Regions from separate parts of the Homo sapiens genome. Here region 2 is linked to region 1. Evidence: chromatin loops called from intact Hi-C (ENCODE). Cell type or tissue: A673. All regions are shown on one strand. Links, peaks and the distances in the headings refer to the core of each region. The heading gives the core; the rest is flanking DNA. Region 1 overlaps SEC22A (SEC22 homolog A, vesicle trafficking protein). Region 2 overlaps PDIA5 (protein disulfide isomerase family A member 5).

Region 1 (10,219 bases), core at 3,107-8,106:
CCCATCTGCCAGTAACTTTGTGACCCTGCATGGGTTATTTTACCTTCTTGTATCTCATCTTGCAATTCTGCAAGATGAAGATTTTAGACTACATAAGCCCAGGGGCCATTTCTTAGGTCTTAGGACAGACAATCTAAGATTTCTCGGATTCTAAAATTGTTTGTAAAAGCTTCTACAAAGCAGAAGTCATCAACTTGCTTTTATTTCTTATCTTCTTTCCCATAGACTTGTTGATGCCTTTTAAAGAAATTATGTCCCTGCTGGCCAGGCACGGTGGCTCACGCTTGTAATCCCAGCACTTTGGGAGGCCAAGGCAGGTGGATCACGAGGTCAGGAGTTCAAGACCAGCCTGGCCAATGTGGTGAAACCCCATCTCTACTAAAAATACAAAAATTAACTGAGCGCGGTGGCAGGTGCCTATAATCCCAGTTACTCCGCAGGCTGAGGCAGGAGAATTGCTTGAACCTGGGAGGCGGAGGTTGTAGTGAGCCGAAGATTGTGCCATTGCACTCTAGCCTGGGCGACAGAGCAAGACTCCATCTCAAAAAAAAAAAAAAAAAGAAAGAAAGAAATTATGTCCCTGCTAATACTTAACAGAACTTTTTCATTTATTTAGTGACATATCTATGCTAAGGTGTGGTGCTTACTTTCTTTCAAAAGAAATAAAAGCATTTTTTCTGATTATATGCTAATTCATTGTTAAAGAATTAGGAGATCCTACAAGACAGTGCCATAAAATAGAAGATAATAAAGATTAAATAACATTAAAAAGTGGAGAAAGAAAATAAAAAAGTTATAAATAAATAAAATAAAAATAACAAAAAAGAGTTGGGGGAAATGTATAAAGAATAAAATAAAAATTATCACCAAATTTTCATACATGTACATGTATCCATTATGTCCTTTTTTCACTTAATATTAAAAAGTAAATATTCCCTAATTATTATAAACATTTTAATAGTATCCTCCTAATACATTGTGTGGCTATTATATGAGGCTTTTGTTTACCTTCATCCTCATCTTTTTTTTTCTTAAAGAGACAGGGTCTCGCTGTGTTGGCCAGGTTGGTCTTAAACTCCTGGCCTCAAGTAATTCTCCCACCTTGGCCTCCCAAAGTGCTAAGATCATAGCATGAGCCACTGCCCCTGACCCATCCTCATCTTTAAAAGAAAATGTCCTTTATTTGTTTTCAGAGCAATACATTGGTACTCTAGTATCCCCTAAAGGTGAATAGTGACATTCATAAAAATGTGTATTGGAACTCCTTACCTCTGCCCTCTTCTTCCTCTCCTCTGCCTTCCTTCCTGTCTCTGTTTCCCCACCTCTGTCCACTCCCACTTTTGTCCTTGTTCCTAACCTCTGCCCACCTTCCAACCTCTGGCTATTCCTTCACCTACATTTCATCTGCTGGTTCCCTACTGGCTCGTTTCCCTCAGCCCTGCTGTTCTTTAAAAAACAAACAATAACAAAACCAAAAAAGCCTCTTTACGTATGCTCTCTTCTAATTTTTTGAGAGAGTAGACTACATTTGTTGTCTTGCTCCTTTACCCTCTATTTCTTTTCTTTTCTTTTTTTTTATTATACTTCAAGTTCTAGGGTACATGTGCACAACGTGCAGGTTTGTTACATATGTATACATGTGCCATGTTGGTGTGCTGCACCCATTAACTCGTCATTTACATTAGGTATATCTCCTAATGCTATCCCTCCCCCCTCACCCCACCCCACAACAGACCCCAGTGTATGATATTCCCCTTCCTGTGTCCAAGTGTTCTCATTGTTCAGTTCCCACCTATGAGTCTTAGTCTACTATGATCTCTTTTCTGCTCCTGTAATTCTCTCAGATATCCACCATTAAGCTCACCAGTATCCTTTCAATTGCCAAATACAGCAGAAACTCTTTAGAGTCTTATCTTATGTACCCTCTCTGCCTCATCTGTCATTATGTTCTTCCTTTTAAACATTTCCTTGTTTAATTTCAAAAAATGAATTTTATTTCAGGAAACATAGACACAAGTCACTGTTAATAGTTTAATGTATTTACATTTTTCTTCATGACAAATCTCTCATCCGTTCATTTTTATGAAACTGTTTTCTCCCGTTTTGTTTTGTTTTGTTTTGTTTCTCTCTTTCTCTTCCTATTCCTCAGTTTATTTGATACACTTTCTTCCTCCACCTGTCCTTTACATAGTGGCATTCTCCAGTATTCTGTCCTTGGCTTTATATTCTTCCAACTCCATGCCCTCTTCTTGGTTACTTTCATAATGGCCTTTTTGAAAAAATACACATACATTTATACATACACACACACATACACACACACACAGTAAAATATGCACATAAAAATTTCAAAGCCTATAAGAGTTGATATTTTCACAGAAAAGTAATTGCCTCCCAACTTTCTTCCTCAGAGTCATCCTTCTAGGGAGATTATGTGCCTATGCTAGTATATAGGTATTTATATATTTACTTATGCAATTATTCTTTTAAAATTTTTATGAAAATGATAGCATACTCAATACTAATTTGCATCTTTTTAAGTCTAAAAATATGTAGGAGTTTATTTCACATCAGTACACGGAGATCTATTCTTTTTAGTGGCCGCATGACTTTTTATTAAATATTTGCGTTTTCCTTTTGCTGCACCACATAACATCTTATTTTGAAAGAATTCAAACTTATAGAAAAGTTTAAAGAACAGCAGAATTAACATCCACCCCATATACCTACCTACCATTTTACTTTCTTCTTTCTTTTTTTTTTTTTACTGAGTCATTTCAAAGTTAATACTGTAGGTATCATCTCAGTTTATTCCAAAATTGAATTCAATATGTATGTCTTAAGAGCTAAGATATTCTTTTACGTAATCATAATACCTTAATCACACCAAAGAATTTAACATTAGTATAGTATTACCTAATAGAAAATCTGTATTCAAATTTCCATAGTTGCCCCCAGAATGTTCTATATAGTGTTTTGTTCCTCTCTCTAATCTAGGAGCTAATCAAGAATTGAGATTTTTACTTGGTTGTCATAGGCCTTTCATTTAACTACTATTAAAATAGAAGACTGCCAAGTTAGATCTCTGGATCAAACTCTTTCCTGAAGCAGACTGAAATATCTGCTAAGTATAATTATTTGGATGTCCCACTAGCAGCTCTAGAATAGCATGTCCCACAGTGAGCTCAGTATTTTCTGCTCTTGAATTACTTTTCTTCCATATGCCCAACTTAGTGCATGGTGTCATTCAAACGTTGCCTAAACAAGAAGCCTCTGAGTCAATCTTAATCTCCTCCCTCTTTGACACTGTACGCACTACTTCCTTTGCCTTTGATTCTCTTCCTACCTTGCCTACCTGGTTCAGCCTTTAAGACCCAGTTTAAGCTTTACTCCATCTAGGAAGTCTTCCCTGGCCTTTCTTTTTTCTCTATGCAGAATTAGATGTGTCTCCATTGGGCTCCCTTAGTATCCTCTACACACACCTGTGCCATCAGTTATCACTTTGGGTGGTAATTATTGACTTACGTATCTGCCTTAATTAGAGTGACCTCCTTAAGTTGGTGTGGACTTAACTCTTCTTTTTCTTTCCTTTTTTTTTTTTTTTTTTTGAGGTGGATTCTCGCTCTGTCACCCAGGCTGGAGTGCAGTGGCGCAGTCTCGGCTCACTGCAAGCTCCACCTCCCAGGTTCACACCATTCTCCTGCCTCAGCCTCCCGAGTATCTGGGACTACAGGTGCCCGCCACCACGCCCGGCTAATTTTTTGTATTTTTAGTAGAGACATGGTTTCACTGTGTTAGCCAGGATGGTCTCGATATCCTGACCTCGTGATCTGCCCACCTCGGCCTCCCAAAGTGCTGGGATTACAGGCATGAGCCACCGCCCTGGCTGGACTTAACTCTTTTCTGTACTAGGGATAGTAACAAAGTACCTGGTTTGTAAATGCTTGATAAATATTTATTAAATGGAATAATATGCTAGTAGACAGTCTTCTCTGTATCAATTAAAGATTTTTTAAGTGACACAGACAGTAACCCCAGGGAGACAGGAGTTAGTGAATGTTTCTGAGTACTTACTATGTACCAGTTACTTTTCTTTGTATTTGCAAATGTTATTTCACTTAATCTCTACAACTTTTATTTTTCAAAAGAGGAAATTAAATAAGTGTCCCAGATTATAAGTAAATATTTGAACCCAAGTCTGACTGACTCTAGAAATATGCTCCTAAGTGTTTTAAAGGCATTTAAGGCCAGGCACGGTGGCTCACGCCTGTAATCCCAGCACTTTCGGAGGCTGAGGCAGGCAGATCACTTGAAGTCAGGAGTTCAAAATCAGCCTGGCCAACCTGGTGAAACTCCACTCTCTACTAAAAAGTACAAAAATTGGCCAGGCATGGTGATGGGTGCCTGTAATCCCAGCTACTTGGGAGGCTGAGGCAGGAGAATCGCTTGAACCTGGGAAGCAGAGGTTGCAGTGAGCCGAGATCGCGCCACTGCATTCCAGGCTGGGTGATAGAACGAGACTCAATCTCGAAAGAAAGAGGCCGGGTGCAGTGGCTCACGCCTGTAATCCCAGCACTTTGGGAGGCCGAGGCGGGCAGATCACAAGGTCAGGAGATCGAGACCATCCTGGCTAACGCAGTGAAACCCCATCTCTACTAAAAATACAGAAAAAAGTAGCCAGGCATGGTGGCACGCACCTGTAGTCCCAACTATTCTGAAGGCTGAGGCAGGAGAATCGCTTGAACCTGGGAGGTGGAGGTTGCAGTGAGCCAAGATTGTGCCACTGCACTCCAGCCTGGGTGACAGAGCAAGACTCCATCTCATTGAAAAAAAAAAAAAGGAAGGAAGGAAAAGAGAGAAAAGAAGGAGTGATTAAGAGAGTTAGTCTAAATTTAGAGAAAACTATAGTATCCAATTGTAGGACAATAAATTATGGTATATCCCCACAATTAAAGGTTATATAATCATTACAAATCGTGTGGTTGAGGAATATTTACTGTCTTGGGAAAGTGTTTGTGTAGTACTGTGAAGTACTAAAAAGTAGTATATAAAAGTATCAATCTATTTTTTAAAATGTGTCTACATATACAGAAAAGACTGGAAGGAAATACATGAAAGGGTTGGCAGTAATTTTCCCAGAGTTGTGGCATTTATAGGTTATATTAATTTCTTCTTTGTATAATCTGTATTTTCCAGATTCTCTACAATGAACATGAACTTTTATAATCAGAAAAAAAAAGGTCATTTAAAAAGTAAAGGACTAAAGAAAAAATAATCAAGCAGAACTTATTTAAGGTTTTAGAATTATTAAACTGGAAAGGTTTGGTGTTGGCCTTCCTTGCCTCTGGGGTGCAACTGGCCTGAGCATCCCAGGCAGATGAGTGGTTCCTATTTTAAGATCTTCTCACTAGGATAAGCCAGCTTTCCTCTGCCTTACAATCAGTTGCCCAATAACCAGTGCAAAAGGAATTTTTCCTTTATACTATTTTATGAAGAAATGATAATGAGATACTCTTCTGTGTCTTGTGGAAATTATCATTGTATAAAGAGGTTTTTTTTTTCTCTCTAATATAAGAAAAGGGCCAAATTAATGTTCCTGCCTGGAAGAAAAAAAAATGTAATGCTCCTGCCCGAACTTTATCTTTTACTGTATAAAAACATTGAAAGAAGTCGATAATGTAGATATTTAAGAAGAACCAAAAAGGCATAGGAAAGCATGGGTTGTTACATGTCTCCATTAGTTTTCTTTTCAGAGACATTCTATGCATGAGGTATCTCTGTTTTTCCTCTGGGTGGCTGTTTTTCTAGCATAGCATGCAAGACTGATTAGTCTTAATTTTTCACGTTGGGATTTAGCACACTCTAGTGGACAGTAGCTTTTCAGTTTTCACAGTTTTTAAAAAAATCATATCAAATTACTTTATTGGACAATTCAGTGATATACTTACTAGCAGTAAAGTTTGTCAGTATTTGAATCAAGTAATGACCCTAGTGAGCTGGAGTAACTTTGTCAGCCACTGGGGTGTTGTACATTTTTACATGATTTTTTTAGCAGTAGGAGGAGAGGCTTTTATCGTTATGTCAGAACTTTTCCCCAGTGGTTTTCCTCTTTTGAGTGGAATGAAATTGATGGGGGTGGCCAAAATGAAGAGGAACACTTGTACCTCTACCTCACACTCTTTAGGTCTTAGAATGTGCTTTATGTTTTCATTTTAGGACTCTTGAGAATTTCTATATACCAGTGTGTGACAATTTTGACTGTTTGTAAATATTGTTACATCCTATCTTGATGGATTGTTTCTGGAAATGGGCTCCCACCGGAAACAAAAATAATCTTTTATTTTGCTTTTGCAGAGTGATGGTGATGATTTTAATTACATCATTGCATTTTTCCTTGGAACAGCAGCCTGCCTTTACCAGGTAGGTTTTCTTCCATTTTAAAGAAACACTTACCATTATTGTTTACTTCGGGTATCAGTTCTAACAATTGTGCATTTTAAATAAATTATTAAAACTCTGAGTTCTTTGCTTCTCTTTTAATTTGAGCCTCTTTTAACTTTGTGACCTATGTCTCCATTTTGAGTAGACATACATCCCAGTGAACCTGATGTTAACCTTCTTCCTGTGCTGAGGCTTCAGTGGTGGTATGTCATCTGCCTATGGTAGTAAAGACTACTTCTAGGCTGGGTGTGGTGGCTCATGCCTGTAATCCCAGCACTTTAGGAGGCCGAGGTGGGCAGATCACTTGAGGTCAGGAGTTCAAGGCCAGCTGGCCAACACGGTGAAACCTTGTCTGTACTAAAAATACAAAAATTAGCCGGGCATGGTGATGTGTGCCTGTAGTCCCAGCTACTTGGGAGGCTGAGACAGGAGAATTGCTTGAACCCAGGAGGCAGAGGTTGCAGTGAGCCAAGATCGCGCCACTGCACTCCGGCCTGGGCAACAGAGCGAGACTACATCTCAAAAAAAAAAAAAAAAAAAAAAAAAAAAAAAAAAAAAACTACTAGATTTTCTGGTGGTTGATTATTCAGCTTCCAGGTTCTACTTATACTCTAGGCTGAGGATTTTGTATTGGAGGGAAGTTTTTGAATAGAGAACAGCACAGTAAAAACAGGATTTTAGGATTCAATTTAGCAGTAATGAATAGAATGGACTGTAAGAGCAGAGAGACTGGAAGCAAGGAAATTGGTTTGGAATTATTACTACAGGTAGAAGGTAATGAAAGCCAACATATGGTAATGGCAGTGAGGATAGAAAAAAATAGACATTGAGAAGGAAGACTCACTGGGACTTGAAGACTGTGAAACTTAAGGAGGGAAGAGATTTTGCACCTTGGTGACATGGAGACTGATAGTCACATTTCCAAGGCCAGAGGAGGCACACATTTGTAGGAAAGGAAGTTACCAGTTACCCAAATGCAAGAATGTCTTTGTTAAAACGTGTTACAGCAAGCAAGGCTTTTTGACCTAACTTTTTTGTAAGTGACACATTTTTCTAGCTTGAATTAGAAAAAATGTTAAGAGTCAGAACTGCAAATATAAGACTACCTAAAGTTCAGTGGACGTCTTTAGGGACGTATTTTGAATATATGTATTTGACTTTTATGTAAAGACATTAGACATTTTAGTTCCAGTGGCCTCATTTTTTAAAATCACTTGATTTTCTTTTTCTTTTTTTTTTTTTTTTGACGGAGTCTCGCTCTGTCGCCCAGGCTGGAGTGCAGTTGTGCGATCTCGGCTCACTGCAAGCTCCGCCTCCCAGGTTCACGGCATTCTCCTGCCTCAGCCTCCCGAGTAGCTGGGAATACAGGCTCCTGCCACCATGCCTAGCTAATTTTTTGTATTTTTAGTAGAGATGACGTTTCACCATGTTAGCCAGGATGGTCTTGATCTCCTGACCTTGTGATCCGCCCACCTCGGCCTCCCAAAGTGCTGGGATTACAGGCGTGAGCCACCGCGCCTGACCAAAAAAATTGCTTGATTTTCTTAACCATTTATATTATCTTCAGAAATTTTCTGTCAAATCTGACAGATTTAATGGTGATGAGTGACACTTCATGCAGGAAATGTGAAAACATATTTGTTAATGTCACATAGTGCTTTAATTTTATGAAATATTCTTGTATATATTTTCTATTTTAATTTCTATCCTGTCACAAAAGGGATAATATCTCATTTTTTAAAGTGAGAAAACGGAGACAGTTTCAGTACTGTCCTGAGATCACATAATCAGAAAGTGGTAGAGTCAGTACTTAACTCTGGGTGTCTGATTTTCAGTATTGTGTTCTGTCTACTATATCATGCTGTCTGTAGGCAAAATTCCTAATTTGTGTAATTTTTATAATGTAATAAAGTTATAATTTTATAACTATACACATGATCTCATTTGATTTTTATCTAAAACTGTGAGGTATTTAATATAATTTTATGAATAATCATTCTTATAAAATACAAGTTTTGGTTGCTTTGTCTTAAGTAATTGTAAATGCTTAGTAATAATGGCAGAATGTATTGAGCTCTTATTTTGTGTTAAGCCTTTTATAGTCATTGTACCATTAAATCCTCACAAAAAGGAGGATATACCATTATATCGTCCTCACTGAGGTATAGACAGTTCTTATAGCTTGTTAGTGACTTAAACCCAGATCTTTGTGACTTCAGAGCAGGTGACTACCAGGCTATAGATAGGCATACCTCTGTTACACTTCCCAGAACAGCCTCGAGTAGTTCTGAGAGTTGCTTCGTGGTAGAGTGGTGTCACTCAGGTGTTCTTTTACTTGAGAGAAGTAAACAAATTCATGCTTTAAAAAAGAAAAGCAGAAAACTAATTTCCTTCATATTGAAAGGCATGAAACTGCCTGCTTTCTAAATATGATGAGCAGGGTGATAATAATGCTGTTTTTTTCCCCCACAGTAAAACTTAAGTAATTATGTTTTACCATATAACATGCTCTGTCTCCAGTTGTCAGGATATTTTTAAATCCTCTTTAGATCAGATCTGAAAAGCCATTACCACATGGTTTGTCATCTTTTTCTTCAGGATGCAGGTGCTTATGGAAGCCCAGAGCTCAGCCTGATAGGATTAATCTTGATATGGAACATTTCAAATAGGAAAGCAAAGGATCAGTGAAGAAACTAGAGACTTCCTGTTCCCTCAATGTTTTACTTTGAAAACTTGAAACTTACAGAAAAGTTGAAAAACCAGTATACTTAGAGTCATCAATTGTTAACATCTTGCAACACCTTCTTTATCTCACTCTCTATGTATGTGCATATAGCGTGTATAAACACACCATCCCCGACTTGGAACTTTTTTTACTTTCTAATGATGCAAAAGTGATATGCACTCAGTAGAAACTATGTTTCAGGTACTCACATGACCATTCTGGTTTTCAGCACACTATTCAATAAATTACATGAGATAATGAATATATTTGAATAAAATAGGCTTTGTATTAGATGATTTTGCCCAGCTGTAGGCCAAAGTTCTGAGCATGTTTAAGGTAGGCTAGGCTAAGCTATGATGTTTGGTAAGTTAATTGTATTAAATACATTTTTAACTTAGGATATTTTCAACTTATAATGAGTATATCAGGATGTGACCCTATCGTAAGCCAAGGAGCTTCTGTAGTTGTTTTTAAAGTAAGTTTTAGACATATGTGTATGGGTAAAGTTTTTCTAATTAAACTTTTTATTTTGGGATAATTGTAGATTTACGTGGAGTTGCAAGAGAGATCTTACGTACCCTTTACTGGTTTCCCCCAATGTTACCATCTTGCAAAACTATATAAAACGGTATCACAACCAGAGTATTGATACTGATACAGTCAAGATACAGAACATTCCTGTCACCACAGGGATCCCTCATGTTGCCTTTTTATAGCCATATCCACTTCCTTAATCTAACCGCTCCTTAATCTCTGGCAATTACTAACGCATTCTCCATTTCTATAATTTTCTCATTTTAAGGACATTATGTAAATGGAATTATATAGTATATAACTGGCATAGTTCAGAATGCTATAAGAAAATACCATAGATTGGGTGGCTTAAACAACAGACATTTCTTTCTCACAGTTCTGGAATCTGGAAGTCCAGATGCTGGCACATCATGTTCTTGCTGAGGGCCCTTTTCCTGGCTTGCAGAAGGCTGCCTTCTCAGTATATCCTCACACAGAGAAAGTGCTGAGATCTCTTCCTCCTCCTACATAGTCATTGAT
Region 2 (10,219 bases), core at 2,487-7,486, 100 kb before region 1:
AACAGCCGATGGCTCGGGGGTGGAGAACTGAGACTCGTCACCCAGAAGCAGGGCGAGCAGACAGCGCCAGAAAAGGTGGATGGCATTTACAGGCAGGTGCATAGGCTGCCAGGCTGTGGGTAACTGAGATGCGCCTGCCAGCAGGCCAGCCTGGGGAGGCAGTGTTCAGGGAAAAGGCAGAGCAGAAAGGTCAGATGAGTGGTGTCAGCCATGGAACCAGAGAAGCTGGAGGACAAAGACAGGGAGGAAGGCTGGGAGGGGCCCGTCTTAGTCACCAGCACAGGAGAAGGTGAGAGGCAGGGAGACTGATTTGGGAGGAGGAGGGAAGAGTAATGTGTTCTAAGTCATGGTGGATTTGAGGTTACAATGGGACTTCCAGCTGGAAATGCCTGAAAAACACCTGGAAATAAGGAGCTTGGATGAGAGGTGAGGCCTTAAGTTCTTCTCAGCCATGGAAATCACTGGAGCCATGCAGAGGAATGAGATCTTTGAGAATTGCAAGGGCTCAGAATAGAACTGGAAGCACAGAGAGGGCTGCACTCAGCTGGTGCAGGGGCTGTGGCACAAGCCCAGTGGGAGACGTGGCAGCGTGGGTGTAGCCCTCTCCCCAGAAATACTCCCAAGAAGGGGAGCTGAGTTATAGAGAGGGAAGCAGGGGAGCAAAAGCTATTGCAAGACCCTGGAGATCCATCCTTGCATGAGGCAGAGTGGAGGGACCCAGTGGACAGCAAGAGACTGAGAAGCAATAACATTTATCCAATGCCTGGCATTTATTAGAGCATCTAGGCTCTCAGTAAATATTAGTTCCTTGACTGAGTAGATGCTTTTCATACATTCTCTGCTCTTCATAAAGATCCCATTGTCCTCATTTAACAGAAAAGAAAACGGAGGCTCAGAGGGGTTTAGTAACTTACCTAAGGTTGCACAGCTGGTAAGTCATCTGGACTTGAACCCAGGCCCGCCTCACTCCTTGGCCCATGCTCTCCACCAGAACAGAAGCTGAGAACCAGAAGATAATGAACGATCATGTAGGGTCCTAGAGGGGGCAGAAAGGAGGGGCCTGGGAGTCCAAGCAGAGGTGCCTCTATGCTCTTGTCAAGGAGTTCGTGGCCCACAACTGGGGGGGCTGCCCTGACCTGAAATGGTGTCAAGTCTTCCATATTTTACAAAATGGCTCCTTAATGGGCTCCTCAGAGGGAATCAGGGAAGGTCTTTGCTGGTGGCACAGATTTGTTTGTGTTTAAACTGTGGTTTTAAAATGAAATTTTAGAAGGATTGTAGTGGTTTCTTCATGCATGTTCCCCCGAGTGGTTGGGACATTGAGGGTGGATTTCCTTGCCCATCTAAAAATCTCTCCTTATGGCTGCCTCCCCACTCCCCTGGCTTCTTGCAGCCCTGAGGCCCCCCCGCCCCCAGAGCCCACGTGGGAAGAGCAGCAGACAAGCGTGTTGCACCTGGTGGGGGACAACTTCCGGGAGACCCTGAAGAAGAAGAAACACACCTTGGTCATGTTCTACGCCCCTTGTAAGTAGCTTGGGTGCTCACTGAGTGGCACAGTAAGAGGGGTTTGGCCCCACCAAACCAAAAAGACCCGCACACCCACCCCAGGGACCAAGGCAGCCGCTGATGGATCCCAGGGTCATCTCCATTATGAACCAGGCTCTCCAATTTTATTCCAGGCTAAGAGGTCCTTCAAATCCAGGGCCTCCTTTTGTCAGACTCGTCGGGCTCTCCTTCCTTTGGGGCAGCCTTTCTCGTGTCTGTCCTAAAGCCCTCTGCCTCTGTGCTCGTCCCCTCTTGTCCCTGGGCTCCTCCATGCCCCTGTCCCCTACCTGCACACTTCCCACCCCTCAGCTGTCCCCGCCCCCTCTTCCTTCTCCAGACACTGACTTATCTTCAGCACCTTGGAACCCCCTCTCCCTGCCCTTCCAGATGGCTCTGGAGCCGTGGCATAGGCACAGCCACATTCGCTCCTGAGCTCCTGTGCTGTGCTCGTTTTAATCAGAGCTCAAGCTGAGGAAGTGACACGTCTGCCGACATTGGCATCGGTGACCTCAGGTTTCTGTGTATTCCCATTTTGAAGTTGTTAATTGATACTTACAATGAAAGGTTCTTAGAATTTCCCACTCTCTGCTGCCCTTCTCTCTCTCCCCCAGGTTACAGCTCAGCTTAATGGAGTGAGGATAATAAAAGCTGCAGTCTACAGAGAAGCCAGGCAGCTCCATCTAGCCATAAACCTGCTCAGTTGTAGCTGGCCCTCCTGTTGGCTCCCCCGTCCCCACCTTTCAAGTGTCAGTAATCCGTGGAGTCTGTGTGTTCTCAGGGTCTGAGAGGGGCCGCCACAGCCTCAGCCCCTCCTTGAGGCAGCCTCCCTGCCCATCTCTTTCTGCCTTTCCTTCTCAGAGTGGGACTTGTCCTCTCCCAGTCCCTTACAGAGCTTCCGGCTGTCCTCTTCGGTCTGTAGAGTGTGCCCAGAAGCCTGAAAATTTTCGGGAGCTGACATCTTCCCTCTGGCATTAGGGGGTGGAGGACTGAGCCTTGCCCAAGGCCATGGGGCAAGTTAGTGGCAGGCCCCTCCCGCAGCCTGGATGGCTCTCTCTATGTCACAGGCACAGTCCAGAGAGTGAGAGTGTTTTCAGCAGCAAGTGAGAACCTGGCTGCAGGAGTGGAAGCCCTTGACCAGACGAAATACTTTCCCCCAGACCTCTGGACCAGAGCCCAGTGCTTCCTCTGCCTCTCTTCAGCTCCTCCCTGACTGAGGGGCCTTCATAGCAGACATAAGCCCCCCGCCACCCTGACCCTGGCTGCTGGGACCGACAGGTGCTTGAATCCCCAGGGAATCTGGGAGAGACTCTTACCCTTTTGGGCTGCCAAAGATCTACAACTCCTTCCTTCCTGCCTGCCTGCCTGCCTGCCTGCCTGCCTGCCTGCCTGCCTGCCTGGCCTGCCTTCCTGCCTGCCTGCCTTCCTGCCTGCCTGCCTGCCTGCCTTCCTGCCTGCCTGCCTTCCTTCCTGCCCTCCTTCCTTCCTGCCCGCCTTCCTGCCTGCCTTCCTTCCTGCCTGCCTTCCTTCCTGCCTTCCTTCCTTCCTGCCTTCCTTCCTGCCTGCCTTCCTTCCTGCCTGCCTTCCTTCCTGCCTTCCTTCCTGCCTTCCTGCCTTCCTTCCTTCCTTCCTTCCTGCCTTCCTTCCTGCCTGCCTTCCTTCCTGCCTGCCTTCCTTCCTGCCTGCCTTTCTTCCTGCCTTCCTTCCTGCCTTCCTGCCTTCCTTCCTTCCTTCCTTCCTTCCTGCCTTCCTTCCTGCCTGCCTTCCTTTCTGCCTTCCAGCCTGCCTGCCTTCCCGCCTGCCTTCCCACCTGTCTTCCACCTACCCATCAAATATCAGCTCTGTGCTGTGCAGTGTCTAGGGCCCAGGGTACAAGGGAGGGAGACATGTCCCTGCCAGGCCTTGAGGGGCTCACTGTCTACCCTGACAAAATTCTAAACACAATCCATCCAGGGCAGGGTCACTGAGTGACTCAACCTCTGGCAGAGGGCTTGGTCCTTAGAGTTTCTTCATTTCTGTTACTGCGTTTTTCTGTCCCTAAACCTTGCCCCAGGGACATACATCTTTATCAGTGGGTTACAGGGGGAAGACTTTCCAAGGACAAAAAAGATACATCTTTTGACTTTTTAATAATGAAAATAATAATACCTATTTTTATATATAAATATGGCATATACTATATACTTTTTATATATGAAGGATCTAAACACTACAGAAATGTCAAATAGTAAAGTCAAATGCCTGATAGAGGTCTAAAGGAAAAGCAGCATACCCACACGTTCCTGCTCCCCTTCTAGCTGCCTCACCCCAACATCTTACCTCCCCTCACATCTCTCCACCTCCCACATCCCTTCTCCCACCATGTCTGCCCCTGCATCCTGTCTCCCCAGCTTCTGCACAGCTCTTCCTCCTGCTGTTTCATTGTTCCTTTTACGCTGAATGGTCTGGTCATGGTGACTGCCCTTCTCAGGCCAGCTTGGCGGAGTCTCTAGAACTGCAATTGTCCAGCCTGTCCTCAGTCTTTGTTCCTCTTTCCCCACTCTGGGAGGCGTCTTTGGTTTTCTGCTACACAGAGGCAGTGCCTTTTTTTTTTTTTTAAGCCTACATTAAATAAAAAAAATCATCCACATCTGGCCCTCCTGACACCTCTTGGAAGCATCTTCATGCACTTTCTGAAACAGCCCTCCCTCCCATTACTCATTGGCCCCACTCTTTCTTTCGGATAATGAGAAAATTAGATGCAACAGAAAGCCATTAATCTGAGGCCTAGATATTTTAAATTGATGGTAACAGGAATTTACACTAGGCTGACAGTTACCTTTAGACTTTCAATGAACAAAGAGGTTAAAAAGGAAAAATTAATAGTGAAACCAGGTTTTGAGGAAGGGGGGTGGTTATTTTCGCCAGCCTAATGCTATTATGGGCATAGGCCACACACAAGGGGCCTGCAGCTGCCTGCAGGAGCTGTCTGTGACATACCTTGTTAACCAGTAGATTGCGCTCTTTAAGTGTTTTGAAAATTTTATAACATCATCCCTTTATAGTGTGACATTTTCATGAATTTGAGCTATTTTTCTTTCTGTTATGTCAAATTAGTGAAGTGTTACTTGTAATTTCCATTTTAGGCTATTAAAAAATCATCCAGTCTCTGCCATGAGCTAGGCTGTGCTAGGCACATTGCTAAGCTGTGCTTGTCTCATTTCTGATATAACCCATCACTGGCCCAGGTCTCTTCTGCTCCTTCTGCATGAGACTTGGCAAAGCCCTCTACACCCCCACCCCCCATCACCCCCCACAATGCTCTGGGCCAGCTGGCCACTCTGCCAGCCAGGCCATGTGGGTGGTCCTGCTCATCTCAAGACTGGCTCAAGGACTAAATTCAGATTAAACTTGTAGCTTAGCCTTAATTTGGTTTCACAAAACCCTTTGAAATGCCAGTCATTATTATCTTATTTTAAAAAGGAGAAAGTAGATGAGCAAAGCCGTTTCTGTTCCCACCGTGGCATCTCTGCCTTCCCGAGGCTGAGGGAGGCTGGCTGACGTAGAGGTGTGGGCTGGAGCCTCCCCTTGCTCAGGGAAACCCTCCCCTCAGAGCCCTTCTGTGCCCTGGACAGTTCTGTTCACCAGTGACTGGGAAAGGGCTGAGAGAGGAGGGGGGTTTGGGTTCTGATCTGTTAGTGCTGAGGGAAGGGCTGGATCAGCCTGCAGCTCCTGGGCTCACCAGGACAGGAGGAGAAAGTGGCCCCCACAGAGGTCCCTACCCTGCTTCTGAGACACTGAGGTCAGAGTTGGGGCTCAGGGTGATGCCCAGAACAAGAGACAGATGCTGGAGGTAGGGGCCCCAGTATAGCTCAAAGGCCTTAGGCTGCTCTGACAAGCCTTCTCCCTGGGACAGGGAGCATCAAGGGACCTGAGGACTGCCTGGTGACTTCCCGTAGCTCCTCTCCCTCTTACCCTGACCATGGCCTTCCTGTTCCTGGCTTTGAGGTTCTGGTTATTGTAGAGCAAAGAGTAGATGGAGACCTGGGGACCAGGGCCTGATTTGGCTGCTCACAGTCTGGGCTGGGTGGAGGTTGCTAGGAATGCAGAAGTTAGCAGCAAATCATGAGCAGTGGGTGCAGAGTAGTTGCCCCAAAATCCCCCCACCCTGCATTTCCCAACGCCACTTCCTCTCAGTCAGGAAATGGAGAGATTTGCTATTGTCCCTGGAGCAAGAGAAGATTGTAGCGGCTCTGAGAATCCCGTGCCTTCCTCTTTAAGCCCAAAGCTCCCTCTGCCCCCAAGATCAGGCTGTTCCTCGTCCTCTGTGGAAGGAGCAGAACTAGACTACAGTGACCATCGCCCCCCAGCCTGGGCAGGAGCATATGATGCTTGTGACAGGGACTCCTACCAGTCCCCCCTACCAATAGATCAGACATGGGTGGGAGGTGGTTAGAGTGGCAAGGTTGACAAAAGGACCCTGACAGTGTGGCGGGCAGTGGGGAGCTCCTGGAGAGCCCTCTCTGGAGCTTTCAGGAAGGGTCCCTGGCCCTGCAGCCTCCCTGCACATGCATCACAGTCCTGTGTGCTCTCTTCCCCTCTCACACAGGGTGCCCACACTGTAAGAAGGTCATTCCGCACTTTACTGCTACTGCTGATGCCTTCAAAGATGACCGAAAGGTAAGGACAGCGCTCTTCATCTCTTGATCTGCCTGCAGCTAATTCCTACACCTTCCTTCTTGTCATTCAGGTCCTTCCCCAAACAGGGGCAGGTCTGCTAAGACCTGTAAGCAGGAAATTCCTTGGGAACCAGGACATTCTCTTTAGAAGGAAGATAGGGCAGGCTGGATTTATGCTGCAAAATCAACTAAAAGGGATATGCTGAACCATTCCAGCACTTACTTGGAGGAGAGGGATGGTTAAAGGGGTCATCTATTTACTTTTTTAGTGTTTGAACCTTTTTACTGTAGGATTGTCATCATGCATTACTTATATAATTAAAAATACAAATTTAAAAATCCAACAAAAGTCAACTGGAGGATGCCATGGTGGAGGAGAGCAAGGCCATGTCAGTGGAGCCTCGCCCTGCCTAAGTGAAAGGCTCCTGCAGCTGCCGACTGATGAAGCATAAAATTAACAAGCTAGAGCTGCAGATTGGATTAGAGTGCAGGGCCTCCAGGCGCGTCCCCCAGGCACATCCCCCAGGCAGCTGGTGCAGTGGGGGCTTCTGCTGGGAGAGGGCTTGTGGGGCAGGGAAATACCCCTGAATTCGGGGAAGTGTGATTGACTGCCAGCCTTTGAGTTCCCTTCTCATCCATGCCAGGCGGAGCACTGGTGCAGAGGACTGCAAACATTCCTCCCAGCCCTGAGACTCAGTCATGGGAACCTCTGGCCTAACAGGCCCTAGAAGCTGGCAGTCACGTGGGATCTGCATTCACACACACCCAAACCCAGAGTCACGTGCAGGGGTGCCTTACTTTCCTGGGTGGAATCCCAGGTGGGGCCAGGGCAGGCTGGAAGGAACCAAGGCCAGGCATAAGCTGAGCATAGAGTCCTAGATGATAAACAGGCCAAGCAGGCCTAGACGGAAGTTCAGCCGAGGCAGGAAAGGGGAGCAGGTATTAGTGGAGCAGCCCTCACAAGCAGAGACAGATGACCATCCCAGGGCCGGGTGGGCAGGGTTTGAAGTTTTGATCAAGGCCAACAGGAGGTCAGGCCTAAAGGTACCATCCAGACCTTGTGGGAGCAGAGATACAGGTGCTAGGATCACCTTAACAGGCCCAGAGACAGTGGCAGAGATGGGGTAATGAGAACTTTACAGGGACATAAAGCCAAAGGAAGCCAGGCTGGGGACAGGCCCATGCAGGCAGAGTGGGGATGAACTGGGAACCTGATTCTCACTTAGACCCAGAGCCCAGGACTCTCTCTGGAGTCAGGAGGTCCCATTGTTACCCGAAAGCCCTGGCTGCGGCTTTGAGGCACCCCTCACCCCCACCAGAAGGGAGTACAAGGACCAGAAGCGTTTTCTCCTCTGCCTGCCCCTTTCCCTGCACTGAGTGGGGTATGGCAGCAGGGGCTTCCTTCCCGTGTCCATGTCCCTCATTGTTCCCACCCACTTGTGCACAGCACAGGGTAGTTGCTCCTGCTTGGTGGTCCCACGATATCCAGCATGGCCTGGGCTGCCAGTCCACAGGACCGGAATAGCTGCCACTCTGTATTGACGTCCATCACGTGCCACCCAGAATGCTGGGTGCTCTGGGCAGCAGGAGAAAGGCTGAGGTGTGCCATCTCCCTGTCCCACTGGACACTCAGGTCTCCATAGGCCCCAGGAGATCTGTGAGGGTCCTGAGGCATGACTGGCAGACAGATCCTGGGCTTGCCCTCCCAGCCATGCTGGGGAGCATGGTGTCAGGGAGCGTGGTCCAGCTGAGGCACCGAGGGGGCTGGGGAAACCCTGAAGGGGCAGCCCCATTGACGTGGCCCCTTTCTGCCCACTAGACCGCCGCTGAGGCTGTCCTGTGGCCTGACCCACATCAGTGCAGGTGAGGCCAGACTTGCCAGGCCTCCAGCGGGCAGCTGAGAGCCCACGTCTTCTCTTCCCATTCCCCCTGCACTGCTACATGGGGGCCCATTTCCTTGATGCTCCCCTCCGCTTAGACACTGACACACCTTTGCTTGATTGTCTTGGGCCAGTGGTGTTGTGGCCTTTTCCTGGGTTCAGTCCTCCTGTCTCTTATTCCCTCTGTCTCTCCTTTCAGCTTCCTTTATTCCAAGCCAGGGATCACCCTCACTTGCATTCAGGAATGCACTTCATAACCTCTCTGTCTGAGGCAGGTGGCCTGCCTGGGTTTCCTGGAGGTTATATTCATGACATCAGGGAAGCCAGCCATCTGGCCTGGGGGGCTGAACTTACTGGTGCCCACTCTGTGCTCCAGGCATGGCACTGTGACTACTGGGTCCCATCCTACAACTATCAGATCAGAGTCTCTGGGGGATGGTGCTGGAAATTTGTGGTTTTTAAGAGCTGGCTCTTGTGCTGGCCACAGGCTGGTGTGTGGGGACTGTTGGCCTGTCCCCTCTCCCTTTACTCGTGAGGGATCCAGGCCCAGAGAGGAGCTGTGTCCCTTGTTCAGGAATGCCCAGCGGGTCACTGACAGCCAGAACTGGGTCTCCTGACACCCCAAGCTGCCACTTCTTAGCTGGAATTGTGGGGTTTTTCCACCCAGAAGCCAGCCCCTGTTCCTATCCCAATCAATATGCAGTTGGTTGTTCACTTCCATTTTCATAGCCAAAGTCAATATTAGCTCCTGCAGAGATTTATTTTACTGAATCAATAAAGCTGTGTGTGGCAGCTCATATTTTAGCAGGGGAGCCTCCACCCCCTCCCGGGAGCTTACTTGGGGACTTTATCGGTTGGCACACTGGTGGGGAAAGGAATGCAAAGTGTTAGTGTTGGAACAGATGGTGTTATTGAAGGGGCAAGGCAGACAGGACCTGTGGTGGGCTGGCAAGCAGGTGGGGGGCTCACCTTTCACTGCACGTCAAGGTGTGCAGGCTGGGGGTGGTGTGGGGCCAGGTGTGAAGGTCACCCTTAGAGGGAGGCCCTGAGGCAGTGGGGGCCCCACCTCTGCCATGGGCCCACTTCACTGCTGGAATCTGGCCATGACATGTAGGTCCTCCTGTTTATGAGGCTGGCTACTGCCTTTTCCAAGTGAAAGCTCCCTCAGGACAGAGACCTCATTTGTCCTTGAACTCCCCACAGTCATGACACCTTAGACCTGTGTAAATGTTGACTAGGTGAAGGAACAATATAACATATTTGATATTTACTGCGAGCTCTTCTTCCACTGAAAGCATTTCTTACATCATGTTGTCCTTACAATAGCTTGCTCAACTAGGTATTGTTACAGTGCTCATATTGCTGAAGAGGTGATTGAATCTTAGAGAGATCATATGCTAGTTTCTCAGCTGGAGAGGGGCAGAGTGAGAATCGCAAACAGGCATTGTCAGAGTTTGAGTTCTCCCAGAAGCAGACCCTGCTCCTGGGCTCATGTGCAGGGAATTTATTTGGGAAGTGATCTCAGGAAGTTCAGAGAGGACCCTGGAAGTGAGACACGAAAGGGGAGGAACCAAAGCAGGTGTTTTATGGGCAGATGACTGGATGAGTCACCAAGGCTCAGTCCCACAGGAGACCTCACCAGGAAACGTGACACAGAGCTGTTCCACTCAAAGGCCAAAGAAGCCAGGGTCCTTGTTCTAGACCCCCATCTGTCATTGGCCTTACGTCCAGCTCCTTGAGGCTGGGAGGATGCTCTGAGGCTGAGAGTAGCAGGTGCTGTGGCAAGGGCTGGTCTGAGGGGATGTGGCAGGACACCAGCAGCGTGTGCCCCAGGATTTGTACCAACCACCATAGAACAAATTGAGAAATCGTAGGTGTTCTGTGTTGCAGGTGATCAGTGCAAATCTTGAGTTGGGTGTAAGGGGACAGGCATTTAGGTGAAATTTCAATAGCTGAGAAGAGCTTTATTCGCTGCCTTCTTTCCAAAGAGTCTAAGCTGCTGCCTTTGGGGAGGACGCATTTGTCTCTTCTTCTGTGGAAAACGCGCGTGGATTCACCTTTGCAGCTAGAAGTTGCATTCCATGTGTGCGGCTGGCAGCTAGTTTAGGTGATTCAGAACAAGTATACATTTCTAATTTA

The links. Peaks named below come from ENCODE experiments on the same cell type or tissue, not always from the same donor. Only the 100,000 strongest peaks of a DNase experiment are listed, where the experiment ranks them.
Region 2: a loop joins it to region 1, with 2.8 times the contacts of the local background. A loop is called at or near these places in 2 of 110 quality-filtered maps.

What each region holds. Positions count from the first base shown.
Region 1 is chr3:123,253,170-123,263,388 of GRCh38, forward strand. SEC22A (SEC22 homolog A, vesicle trafficking protein) reads left to right here. Exons shown (of 7, transcript NM_012430.5): 6 at 6,355-6,420. Among named protein-coding and RNA genes, the nearest start is that of SEC22A, 56 kb to the left of the region's middle. In A673, for the core only: a CTCF peak has its summit at 5,849; a DNase peak (open chromatin) is centred at 5,822.
Region 2 is chr3:123,148,841-123,159,059 of GRCh38, forward strand. PDIA5 (protein disulfide isomerase family A member 5) reads left to right here. Exons shown (of 17, transcript NM_006810.4): 14 at 1,394-1,524; 15 at 6,131-6,201. Among named protein-coding and RNA genes, the nearest start is that of MIR7110, 7.8 kb to the right of the region's middle. RefSeq lists enhancers at 5,288-5,788, 7,830-8,329. In A673, for the core only: a CTCF peak has its summit at 4,551; a DNase peak (open chromatin) is centred at 3,391; H3K27ac peaks cover 3,941 bases.